2 separate regions of the Mus musculus genome follow, and region 1 is linked to region 2. Evidence: chromatin contacts called from ENCODE POLR2A ChIA-PET data. All regions are on one chromosome and are shown on one strand. The core of a region is the stretch at or near the end of the contact, and the rest is flanking DNA. Distances in the headings are between cores, read along the strand shown. Region 1 holds the start of Tmco3 (transmembrane and coiled-coil domains 3). Region 2 holds the start of Pcid2 (PCI domain containing 2).

The links. ChIA-PET counts read pairs that join two places held with the same protein, here RNA polymerase II (POLR2A).
Region 1: POLR2A ChIA-PET joins it to region 2 with 11 read pairs in embryonic stem cell. The contact joins the promoter of Tmco3 here to the promoter of Pcid2 in region 2. POLR2A ChIA-PET finds 5 or more read pairs at or near these places in 2 of 5 experiments (Patski and embryonic stem cell).

What each region holds. Positions count from the first base shown.
Region 1 is chr8:13,283,344-13,289,739 of GRCm38, forward strand. It overlaps Tmco3 (transmembrane and coiled-coil domains 3), which reads left to right and starts at 4,670. Exons shown (of 13, transcript NM_172282.2): 1 at 4,670-5,044. Dcun1d2 (DCN1, defective in cullin neddylation 1, domain containing 2 (S. cerevisiae)) reads right to left here and starts at 4,783. Exons shown (of 7, transcript NM_001024504.2): 1 at 4,461-4,783. The coding sequence starts at 4,463.
Region 2 is chr8:13,103,507-13,109,954 of GRCm38, forward strand. It overlaps Pcid2 (PCI domain containing 2), which reads right to left and starts at 1,837. Exons shown (of 14, transcript NM_178708.3): 1 at 1,269-1,837. The coding sequence starts at 1,304. Cul4a (cullin 4A) reads left to right here and starts at 2,117. Exons shown (of 20, transcript NM_146207.3): 1 at 2,117-2,397; 2 at 2,688-2,803. The coding sequence starts at 2,250.

The DNA of each region.
Region 1 (6,396 bases), core at 3,420-5,919, 180 kb after region 2:
TGTGTGTTTTGCCAGCTATCTGTTTATGCACCATATGTGTGCAGTATCCCTGGAGGCCAGCAGAGGGTGCTGGATACACCAAGACTGGACTTCTAGAGGGTTGTGAGTTGCCGTGTGAGTATTGGGAGTCAACCCCAGGTCTTCTAGGAGAGCTGCCAGGTGCTCTTGACAGCTGACCCCACTATTACAAATTCTAAAATATGTTTACTTATACACACACTTATTCCTGGCATGGTAAATTCTGATGACCATGATTATAAGTGATTACATAAACAAAGCACTCTGCAATCCCAATTACTAAAGACACACAGGGTTCCTGAGACAAAGGCCTAGACAGTGAACACCACAGGCTACGGCCATGCAGTTTTTCACTCATGCTCAGCTCTGCAGAATAAAGCCAACAGTTTAGACACTATGAACATGCAAATAAAACATACAGGCAGCTGCTGGTTTGTTGGTTCTAATCTGCTGCCCCAGTATAGGTTCTGAAGGAATATATTCTAAATACTATTCCTTAAAACTAAACTTTTAAAAAGAATAGGCAAAGAACTCAATGTCCATTCTTAGCTAAGATCAAATTTAGTTAAATTAGGACAGATCTTATACACTCTCGTAGTCATCTGACAACTGATAGAGACAGCATCTTTTTATGAGTCTGACAATCTCCCCAAGGGAAGACTGGCATAGCCAGAAATATGTAAAAAGCCTTAAGAGAAAGGCAAATTTGCCATCCCCAAATGGCCCTCTATTAAGAATAGACAAGGCATCTTTACAGTGAAATAGCTGTTAGAGCTAGATTCAAAAGTTCTGTTATGGTTATAAAACTAATTTTGGTATACATATACAGAGTATCATTCAGTCGTAAAAAGGGATGAAGTAATGACAAAGCCACAATGTGAATCTTAAAAACACGGTGTTCACTGAAATAACCAGACACAAAGGCCATACAGTATAGAAAATGCTATATGCTATGTGTGGAATATGCAAATTCGTAGGTTAGTAGCTACCAGGGGCTGAGGGGGAGGGAGGAACTTGGAAATGCTTATGGGTACATGGTTTTCTTTGAGGTGATGAAATGTTTTGGAACTAGATGGGGTGGTGTGCACAGTACTGGGACCACACTAATCACTATAAACTTGTACCCTAAAAGAAAACTTCAGGATAGCAAGCAAGAACCTCCAGGTCTACCCACCGGATAGGTCTCTGGAGCAGCCACACTATTATTATTATTATTATTATTATTATTATTGACAAGCGTAACACCACAGAGTGCTGCAAGTCAAGACACTGTAGACATACTCCTGAAGTCAGGATGACGCCTGGGTCTGAGCCATATAACTCCTAAAGTCACCCTCCACCCCCAGTGTATGACAACTTAGCTTCACTTACTGCAAAGAGCCTACGTCATAGACACAAGTACATCAGGCACTCACCGACTTTTTGAATGACCTCTATGTTAGAGAGTGGGCAGAGGTGGAGACAGGGAAATAATCAGACCCCTCCGATATATTAAAACTGGCTTATCTATATAGGATACCCCCACCAACTGCAGACCTCAGGAGAGTACCAACATGTGCAGCAGTGTATTACACACAGGAGGAGCCAGGAGCTGGCACCACAGTCACATGGTCTGATGTTAGCCTTTACAGATTAAACATCGTATCCAGATGCTGGCTGTGGTGGTGCAGGCCTTTACTCCCAGAATTTGGGAGACAGAGGAAACTAGATCTCTGATTTGGGGATAGCCTGTCTACATAGTGAGTTCCAGGCCAGCCAAGGATACATACTGAGACCCTCCACCCCACACCCCTTATGGTCTTCCCCACTACTCCCGCCATAAAGAAAGTGCCTGGCGAAGCAGCTCAGTGTGCTCACTGCATGAGCTGGACAGCTGAGTTCCACCCTCAGAGCCTACACAAGAGGGAAAGGGGAGGGGAGGGGAGGGGAGGGGAGGGGAGGGGAGGGGGGAGAGGAGGGAAGAACTGACTCCACATGTCCACCTCAGAATAAAAGAAATGATAAGATTTATTTCTATTTTATGTGTATTTTATGTCTGCATGTCTAGTGCCCATGGGAGCCAGAAGAGGGTGACGGATCCCTGACATCAAGGACATCAGTGAGCTGCTGTGTGGGTGCTGGAACCCAACCCTGAGTCTCCCTGAAAGTTCTCTTAACTGCTGAGCCATTTCTGTGGCTCCAGTAATAAAGGTTTTTAAAAACAATAATCAAGAGATAAATCTAAGGAGTGTTTGCTTTGCATTAAAAAAGTTAAGAGAACGGGGGTTCAGTGGGAAGAAATGGGAATTGGTAATAACTTTCTTATGAAAAATGCCTCATAAACCAAACATTTACAGACAAATTAAGAGAGCGTCAAGTCCATCCGTGTGTGAAATCCATGCTAAGGTCTGCTCAGGCAAGTGACTTTCATTAGAGCTTCCCTTGTCACGGAAGCCAAAGCATTGGGGGCATTTTCTCTTCCATTATTCTAGTGTTTAAAATGCATAGGACTTTAAAAAACGTATGTAATTTGTGTGTATGTGTCCCAACGTGTGTGTGTGTGGAGATCAGAAAACAACTGTATTGTCGGTCCTCTTTACCCACCATTTGGATTGTACTTGACGGTAGCTACCTTTACCTGTAAAGCCATCCCACTGGCCCCAAAATGAAAAAATCCTCAACTAACACTGGACAGTCCAGTTGACCTCAAGAATTGGTATAGGCTTGCCTGGCCTGGAACTTGCTATATAGACCAGGATGACCTTGAATCTAGATTACTGCCTGACCCTGACTTCCAAGTGCTGGGAGTAAAAGTATGTGTCAGGAATGGAACTCAGATCCTCTGGAAAACAAGCAATTGGTGCTGAGCCAACAATTCAGGCTGGAGTGGCAGATTTTACTTTACGCTTTTGGTCAATTAAATTGCAATAAAATATTACACTTAGAAAAAAGACCATCAAGAAGAGACTAGCAGAACTCCTTCAGGGACAACCTTTTAGGGGGACATTCTCTGCCTAACAGTTCCAATGACTTATCTGCATCAATTTCAGATGTTTCAAAACTAAATTTACAGTAGACTGCTGCTAGAAGTGCCCGTAGCCACTGATTTATGTTTTCATAGTCTCCCACAGAGCTCAACACAGTTCCTCACATACAACAGCAGCTGTTTAGAATTGTTTCAGCAGGTGACAATCAGTAAAGAGATACAGGACAAGTGGACCTTCCAAACAACAGAAGCTGGTACGAAAAGTTTCATACACTTTATGTTATCTTGTGAAGAATAACACACAACCTAGGCACAAGAGTGCTCCCATATAAGATTTTAGAAAGCATCTGTAAAATGTCCTTCCACAGACACTTAGCAAAATACCTCCTCTTATGGTCAATTTCAAAGGGCTCATAGGACAAACATTTGCTCAAACAGATTTGCGGCCCACTACAGATTGACTGTGCTTTGCCATGTGCAAGCCTGGAAATGAGGGCATCAAGTCCAAGTGTTCCCAAATCTTGAGCCTCCCAACATTTCCTTCCCCAGTGACGTTCCTGTCCAAGAGCGCAGGTGAGTGGCTTGGCCGCTGAAGTCTGCTAGCAGCTGGTCAGAGGAGTCTTTCTGCAGCTCTTCTCCATTATTTCTTGATTTCTAGGTTCAAACCTTTTAGTTTTCCAGCCTCGTCCTTCTCGGTATTGGTTCCATCCCCTCTTCCCTCCCCAGGGTTCGGTCCTCAGTTCCCCTGTTTCCTCTACGCAAACCAAGCCAAGCCGACATCTCTCCCAGGACAGAGACAAAACTTGTCTTCCTCGGCTCCCATTCGCTTGCATCCTCTCGGAGCAAGGCTACCCCGAGACCCAAGGAATGGGACTGTCAGGCGTCCTCCCGCGGTCCAGGCCTTTGCACGGCTCTACTAGGCAAACCCTCCTCTACCTCCAGGGCGTCCAGTCGGTCCCTCCCCGCCTCCAGGATTCCCAGCCTGATCTCAGGAAGAGAGCGGGCGAGTAGGGGATATCCTCGCCGCGGCGAGAGCTGAGCGGATCGCAAACCATGCTAACCCCGCGGAGCCTTGCGCACCACCTTCCGGGGATCGCGTCCTTCCACCTCTTCCACAAACCTCCCCGGGCTGACGGCTTCAAAGCTCTGCCAGCTCCGCCCCAATCGGCGTCACTGTCCACTCAGAAGCGGGACGGCTCCGCCCAGCAGGCAGGTTGTCACCCGTCGCACAGCCCCGTCCCGCCCTCCGGTCCGGTCAGCACCCAGCTGACCCGGCGCCGCTGCCCTCCCCGGAGATCCAACTGGGCTCCTCACACCCCTCTTCACACCATGCTACTCCAAGTCAACCGCGCCCTCCCTCAACACCACGACGGGCACGCCCGGCCTCTCGGTTCGGTTATCCTAATGCCGCCACAGAGAGGTGACCTCCGCGCCCGGCTCTGGCCCGCACCTGCAGAGCGCAAAGCTAGCCACCTACCATGCTCCCCAAGGCTGCCGAAGCGACTTCAATTTTCTGCGCAAGCGCACGCCGCTCTTCCTCTGCGCAGGCGATTGCCGCGGCGGCTAGCAGCAGGCGCTCTGCGCAGGCGCAGTGTTCGAACGCTCCCTTCAGGTGACTGGGGGGGCTCGCTCCGTCTTCGGCTCTCCGCGTGCAGCGTGGACAGGCGCCCCTCAGCTCCGAGGCACAGCGTTTGGGTCACATCGTAACCTCTCTCGGAGGCTGTTGCTGTTCTGAGGCTCTTAGGCTTACGCACTCTCTGGAAGCTGGCTGGCCGGCCGGCTCCCGGGACTCCAGTTCCCGGCGTGCATCGCGCCGCGCGAAGGACGACGGAGCTGTCCATCGGCAGCCTGCTTAAAGGAGCCGCACCTACTTTCCAGCTGCGCGTCAGAAGCGCCTGAAGTAAGAAGAGGGCGGTGCCGTCCTCGGTGTCCTGGTCCCGAGGCCAGGAAAGAGATGAGGGCAATTCTTTGGCGGCCCTGAGGTTCGCTGCGTCGGGGAACTCTCGATCGGGGACAGTGATGCTGAGGTCGCATGTCCAGAGAGCGGCCTCCTCCATCGGGGTAAGCTCTGCAGCTGCGGGACTTCTGTCCTGAGATGCGCTCCACCGGGGTCCTCATCCGGGTTGCTCAATCCTGGCGACTCCTACCCGGGGCTCCTTCTTGGTTTGTCTCTTCCAAAGGGGATCCTTCCTAGGAGACTGCCTTTGTCTACTTTCCAGGGGGTGGAGGGTCTTTTCCTAGAAGTTCTTTCGGGGTATGGGGGAAGACAACCGTTTCCAAGACTTCACCTAAACTCGGAGGTTCAGCTCCCCGAGCCTCCCGTTTTTTTGTTCTTCCCTGTAATTTTTTGTAGTCTCTCTGTCCCGCCCCGTGAGGCTGCCCGCAGACAGCCTCTTCTTAAAGATAAACCTGGAAAGACGCCCCAAGATTGTCTCTTTCAATAAGGGATGTGGGTGCCCTGCAACACTTGACTTAAGCTTATACAGCCAGGGAGGTTGGCAGAGTCAACAATCAAACCAAGATGGTTTACACATTAATTTCTTAATTTAGGTGGTAAAACCAATCAAGTAAGTTGAAAGTGACAGGGAAGGTCACTCTGGCCCAGTGGGTTTAACCTCTCGTTTATTTATTGTCAGCATCCATCTCATCTTCCTGGGGTGCAATGTAGATTTGCTTACTTACCAGAGAAGTGTTTGCTACTGATGAAAGGGCCTCTTTCTTCATAGATCTTTTTCTCCTCCTTGGCTTCCCTAACTAAAAAAAGAACAAGCAGCTGGCTAGTGAGTAGGCTCTGTGTCTCCTCTCTTTGTGGATTTAAGTTGGCACCTCCTGAACAAATAAAGTAGCTATTTGAACAGCCCTTTGGGCACCACCAAGAAGCCATGGTTCATTGGTTCTAAGTCATATAGGCTGTTTGCTCTGCCTCTGTTTGACTTATCTTCCTTTGGTGCATGGCATCTTATTCCTCTTCTGTATTATATTCTCTATTTCTTTTTCCAAAGTAGTTTCAAGGATTGGCCGGCTACTGAAGTGCTTCATCTTTGGCAGCTACCTGTTATGTTCATGTGGGTACAGGTGCTCTTTTAAAATGTACTTTAGAGTTAAAATAGGCTTTGCTGATGGAAGAAGACACATTTAATCCCAGCACATGGGAGGCAGAGACTCAGATCTCTGCGAGTTTGAGGCCAGCTTAGTCTACATAGCTAATTCCAGGACAGCTAGGGCTGCATAGTAAGACTGCCTCAAAAATAGATAGGTAGGTAGATAGATAGATAGATAGATAGATAGATAGATAAATGAATGGATACATAGATAGATACATAGATAGAAAGATGAATGGATAGATAGATAGGCTTTAATTCAGTAATTTTTCCCATTGAGACTTTTCTTTGCTGTCTCATCCATTTCTCCTT
Region 2 (6,448 bases), core at 587-3,086:
GGCTGTGGGTTCTGAATTAGAGGTAATTTATTACTGTTAACCTTAGGAAATGGAGTAAAGTTTCCTTCTAGTTTGACCTTGAAGAAAAGTGGACCTCACTCCTTGCTGTAAGGAGTAGACTCCTCAAGCTCCACGTTTCTCTCTTTGAAACATATGCAGGCTCCCCTTGCAGGCCATCAAAACATCACTATGGACTTGGGATAACCCGGAAGCAGCACAAGCATGCTGATGCCATGCCATTCCCTGTGACAGGAAAGAAAGACCTTTATTCCTGGCTCAAGCAGTCACAAGAGTAACAGGCTACTCTTAACCTTATTAACACCGGTAAGGATGGCAAAATTCAACCAACCTGACCCCAACAGCTTCTGGGAAATCAGCACAGGAATCATGGGGAAAGAGAGACAAGCAATTTGTTAACAGGTAGCCACTGGCCAAGGCTATTGCCAGTGTGTTGAAATAAAGACTGGTCTTTTGGCCAACAATGAGATCACTAAGGTTCAAGCGTGATCTCCAGAATTAGCATCTTGCTAAGTGTTAAACATGTGCACTGTAGAGCCAGTCTCTGATGCTTCTGAGCTGGGAAGACTTGGGTTAGCCGCCTACGGAGCTCTTCAAGGAGGGCCTTGTGATGGAATCAAAGAGAATACATATGCACACGCAGCACCGACAATAGTGCCGCTACTTAAGAAGCACACAAGTACTGCTTCTAGTACTGTAGTACCCAAAACTGAGCTGTTTGGGACAGGAAAAGGGGGCTTTGGTAATAGAGCTAAGCGCAAATCCAAGGTTCATAAGCAGCCATGAGCAGCAAGTGTAGTCAGTTAAAACGTTCATCAGTCTTCCCTATCTGGCTGCCCCTTGCACCAGGTGTGTTGCCTAGTGGGATTCACATCTTCAACACCCTAGAAGACGCAATCACGGCCCTCCACCCGGATGCAACAGTGTTTGCCTGTGCCACTCCCAGGCTTTAAGTAAAGCCTTGATGGGCACCGCTGCCAAGAGACACAACGTGCTTCGTGCGGACAGCAGCGCTGACTACACAGACAACCGTTTCTACAAGTGGCCCCGATCTTGCTACCTCCACCTCGGATCCTCCTCCTCCTGGTCCACCGGGCAGCACCTGCAACTTCCGAACAAGGCAGGCTGCCCACCGCGTGCAGCACACCCTCCTCGCCTCGAGGCCAGCCGCAGGACCCCCGGCACCGTCCGACCCGGCCCCAGGACTCACCCCTCGTGGCCCGTAGGCCAGGATACCAAGCGAAACCCACCTGCTGTAGGTACTGGTTAATGGTGATGTGCGCCATAGCGGCGGCCGCGGGTGTTGAGTGCCTCACTTCCGGCGCAGGTCCGTTTCCGCTCCTTGTCCCCACACGGTAACCTCTGCACGTTGGTTCCGGAGCGGGTGAAGGTGGAGCGAGCCGAGCCGAGCCGAGCCGAGCCGGTGGTGAGAGCACTTCTTTGGGGGCAGCTGTCAGCGCGGTCGCCGGGACGCCTCGGGTGCGGCGGGGGCGCGCGCGAGGGCGGAGGACTGACGTGGAGGAGTTCCCAACCGACTTGGGAACGTGTCCCTGGTCACGTCGGTGTGCTAGCGACCCGATTCCTCGCACCCCTCTCCCATGAGGGTGACCCGATCCCCAACCCTCCGTGTGCAGAGGCGCTCCTGACTCTCCCGGAACCAAAGTCCAGAGCCCACTGGGAAGGCGTCCCGCGCACTCCTAGGATGTGTTCCTGAGTCCTCCCACATCTCACACTGGGGCACCCCAGATAAATGGGTGCAGAGCATCCCGTCCCCAACCCCTCGGCGCGCTAGCGCACGGAGCAGCATCCCTGAGCATCCTAGGTGTAAGGTGATCCAGGAGGCAAGGTTGCCGGGTGCTTTTATCCACTCAAGTCCTCGCCGGGGTGTCCTCGTCACGGCCCTCGACGTGACGTGGGGCGGCGAGCTCCGGAGCCCTCGGTGCAGGTGTCACGGCGCCCTCTCGCGAGCATTCGTTGTAGAACGCCTGCGAGTCCCCGAGCCCTCCTTGGGCGGAGTTCGCGCATAGGAGGAGGAGCCGGATCGTTCCGGTGCGCGCCGCGGCGGTTGGGCCTCGGGCGCGCGGACCCGGCCGCGAGCAGAAAGAGGAGGAGCCGAGCGCTCACGGGCGGAGCCCGACAGCAGCAGGAGGAGGAGCCGGGCGCGCACGGAGCGGGCGCAGGGCAGGAGGAGGAGCCGGGCGGCGCGGGGCGGGGCGGCGTCCGGCCCAGCCATGGCGGACGAGGGCCCTCGGAAGGGCAGCGTCTCGGCTCTCATGGGCCGCACCAACGGCCTCACCAAGCCCGCGGCGTTGGCCGGTGGCCCCGCCAAGCCGGGGGGCACGGGAGGCTCCAGGAAGCTGGTCATCAAGAACTTCCGAGGTGGGTGCGCTCCGGTGAGGAGCGAACGGGGCGGCCGGCGGGTCGCGCGCTCGGACAGGGCCTCCTGGGGCTGCCCGGCAGGCCCTGTCCCCGCGCCCCGGCCCGCCTGGTTCCCGCACTGTCCCGTCTCGGCGCCGCAACCCGACTTGTCCCTGCACCTCACGCTCCGCCACGTCCCCGCGCCCCAGCTGGCCCCGATCCCGCACCTCCTGGCTAGCCCGGCCGGGCCCTGCCTCGGTGCCCCGGCCTGTGCTGTCCCCGCGCGGCCGTTGACCCTCTCTCCCCCACAGACAGGCCGCGGCTGCCTGACAACTACACTCAGGACACGTGGCGGAAGCTTCACGAAGCGGTCAAGGCCATCCAGAGCAGCACATCCATCAGGTACAACCTGGAGGAGCTGTACCAGGTGAGCGGCGGCGAGGGCCTGCGAGCACCTGGCTGGGTTCCTCCTCCAGCAGCCACCGGGGCCAACGCTAGGGAGGCCCGCCCGTCCGCCCGCCCGCCCGGGGAGAAGCTGCGGCCCGAGCCTTCCCTAGCGGAAGCCGCGAAACCCTGGGTCAGCAGGTGTTTCTATGGATCGCCGCCCTGGATTAGTGCTGTGTGTTGAGGCTTAGACCAGGCTGCTTAGGAGGTGTACGTTTTCCCAGCGCCAGAAGAAAGGAGGTGTTTGGAGCTAAGAGGCACAGAGCCCCCAGCAGTCTTCAGTGTTATCAGAGTGCCAGTGTGTTATACATGGAACTCAGTACGGCCCCACTTGCTAGTAGGGTCCCTGGGTTGTGACACACACACCCCCTCCCCAACACACACACACTGTTTTGTAGTTTAATTATTGCAAATAAGGTTGCAGACAGATTCTGGTAGGGTTTTTGTTTTGTTTTGTTTTGTTTTTTTTTGAGACAGGGTTTCTCTGTGTTGCTCTGGCTGTCCTGGAACTCACTCTGTAGACCAGGCTGGCCTTGAACTCAGAACTCCACCTGCCTCTGCCTCCCGAGTGCTGGGATTAAAGGTGTGCGCCACCACGCCCGGCGATTCTGGTAGTTTTAACTTAAAGACAAGTTGTGTCTGCAACAGGGGGGGAAAATCATCCGAAGTACATTTTGCTGTTTCAAGCACACTTTTCTGTCATGGTTTTATACAATAACTGCTAAATATTCTGTGTTTTAGTTTGTGATAGAACAAATAATTACTTATATGTTACTTAAAAGTTACCTAAGAGGCTTGTTTTATCCTGGTTACAAACTGAGTGTATTGTAAGTTACAGAAAGCACAAGAAGAAAAGTAAGCAGTGGTACCCGAAGGAACCTGTGGCAGGCCCATCACTCCCAACCCCAAACTCCCAAATCCAAAACTTGTAGTGCACTCATGAAAAAAAGACCCACACCTGACTTCCTCTGCTGGGCCTCAGACAGAACACAGTATATGCTAAAACTGTTGAATAAAATGACCATCGAGCTAGGGCCAGCCAGATGACCCAGTAGGTAAAGCGCTGGCAGAGCCAGCTTGACAACTTGTGTTCGAACCTCAGAACCCTCAAAAAGGTGGAAGGAGAAAACTGACTGGAGACGCATCCCCAGACCTCCAGCCTCTTGACGTGACACAAGCACCCACACATACACTTGGTGTACACACACAATGATAAAACAAGGGATATGGGGTACGAGTCAGCTTTGTGTCTGTTTACACTTGATTCTCAGTACCCAGATACATCATTGTGTATGTGCAAGTATTAATCCGGAAGAAAAACATCTGAAATCCACAACACTAGTAGCCCCAAGCATTCTGGGTAAGGGACCACTGGCCGATGGTGACGGATTGGTGTATATGTGTCTGTTCTTTGTCTTAAGTTTGTGAGTTGATTGTGTATTGAAGGAGAGGATTTTATTTAAGGTTTTGTTTTTGTTTTGTTTAGACAGGGCTCACTGTGTAGCCTTGGCTATTCTAGAACTCACTGTGAACAGTCTGACTTACAGAGATCTTCCTGCCTCTGTCTCTTGGTGCTGGAATTAACATTATGCACTACTACACCCGCCTAAAGATTTGCTTTTATTTTTATTATTTTAAGTATGTGCCTATGTGTAGGTGTGCATATGAATACAGTGTTGGGGGCATGTGACATGTGCTCCAGTAGGTTTATTTTGTTTATTTTATTTTTTTATGAGAAGAGAGAGTCGGTTGGTTTTATTTTTTACGAGATTCACTGTGGGGCTGGAGAGATGGCTCAGCAGTTAAGAATGCTCTTACAGAGGTCCTGAGTTCAATTCCCAGCAACTACATGGTGACTCACAACCATCTGTCATGGGATCTGATGCCTCCTTCTGGTATGTGTGAAGACTGGGACAGTGTACCTTATAACTATGGGGAAAAAAAAAGGTCTCACTGGGTATTAGTCCCGGCTGCCGCTCATGTGCCGGGGCTATAGGTTAACTCTAACATACTTGTCCCAGTAGATTTTAATGGCCTAAGATAGAGTTGTTTGCCAGCCGCTCAGTGAAAATGTAGACTGTTTCCCTCCCCGGTAACGAAGGGCTGCCCCGTGAACTCATCCCCTCCCGTTCCCCAGCTGTGGCAGCTGCTGCCGTGTTCTCTCTACTCCTCCACCTCTATCTAGAAGGAGCAGCGCATTTGCAGTCCTCTGGCATCTGGCTCTTATCTAGAATGGCGTTTGCCATTTCCTCTGGTGCTAACAGTTTGGCATTTTGGTTTGTTTGTTTTTGTTTATTAATGTGTTTAGTATTTGAAATAGAATTCCTTCCATCCCTGTCCTCCTCCTTTCCTCTCTCCATGGCCCCTGGACACCCTCTTTGAAATCCCTCCTTTGTGCCCCCAAGTGCATATTACTTTTATTAACAAGTAGAGTGTCTATAGTGCAGTTGGCTTATTCATCAGGTAGTGGCCGTTTGGGTGTCCAGTGGGAACATGACCAGCAGGGCCGCTATGAACGTTGCATACATCATGTGTGGGAATGTGTTTTCATTCTTCTCAGGAAAGTATCTCAGATACAGAAAATGTGTGCTTCCTTTCATAAGAAGCTGCAGCTCTTCCAAGTGACTCCATTTTCCCCACTGCGGTAGCTTGAGGGTCCTTTACTCCACATTCTCACCAGCATTTGGTGCCGTCGAGTTTTACAAACGGGTTTAATTTACCGTCCCTGTTGACGGCAGGTGTCTGTCTGTTTGTGTGCCTGTTGCTCTTCTATACTTTTGATGCAGTTTGCTGCTCAGATCTGCTGGCTCCCTGCCTCCTCCTGCCATCCCCTCTCCCTGCTTCCCTCTTATCTCACTGTGTAGCTTGCTCTGCCTGCAAACTTGGAGTCCTCCTGTGCCAACCTCCCAAGTGCTGGGATTACAGATATGGGCCAGGGTGCTCAGCTTCATCTGCTTAGATTATTTTCCCGTTATTGAATGTGTGAGTTTAGTATGTATTCCGGATATAAGTTCTATATAGGTGTTGCTAGTATTTTCTTCTAGCCCATAGCTTATCCCTTAACTAATCTATGTCCTTTGAAGAACAGTGATTTAAATTTTGAAGTTAAGTGTCTTATCAGCTGTTCTTTTAGGTTATGTTTTTAGTATCCCCCTAAAAAATAAAAACTAAACTTTTGCCATAACTGGTAGTAATAGCACACTTATGTAACCCCAGCACTCAGCAGGCAGAGAAGAGTTCAAGGCCAGCCTCCTCTACTAGCCAGCTCAAGGCCAGCTACATGAAACCCTGTCTCAAAAACAACAAAGCAACAGATCTTTGTCCTAATCTAAGACCTTGTATTTAGACAGAGCTGACAGTTTTACATTTAGATCTGTGATCTATGTTGTGTGGACATCTGTGTGTATGGTGAGATATAAATCTAGATACAGTGTTTTTCCCATAAGTGTCCAGGTGTTGGGCACATTGCCCAACTGCCTTTCTCCGACAAGACCAGTTGTCTGTCTAGGAGGGGTAGCCTCCAGCTTTTTCCCACATTTGTCTGAGCTATTCTTGGTCTTTTGCATTTCTTTATGAATCTGAAAAACTGATTTCTGGCTTTCTCAAGGAACCAGCTTGGGTTAGAGTT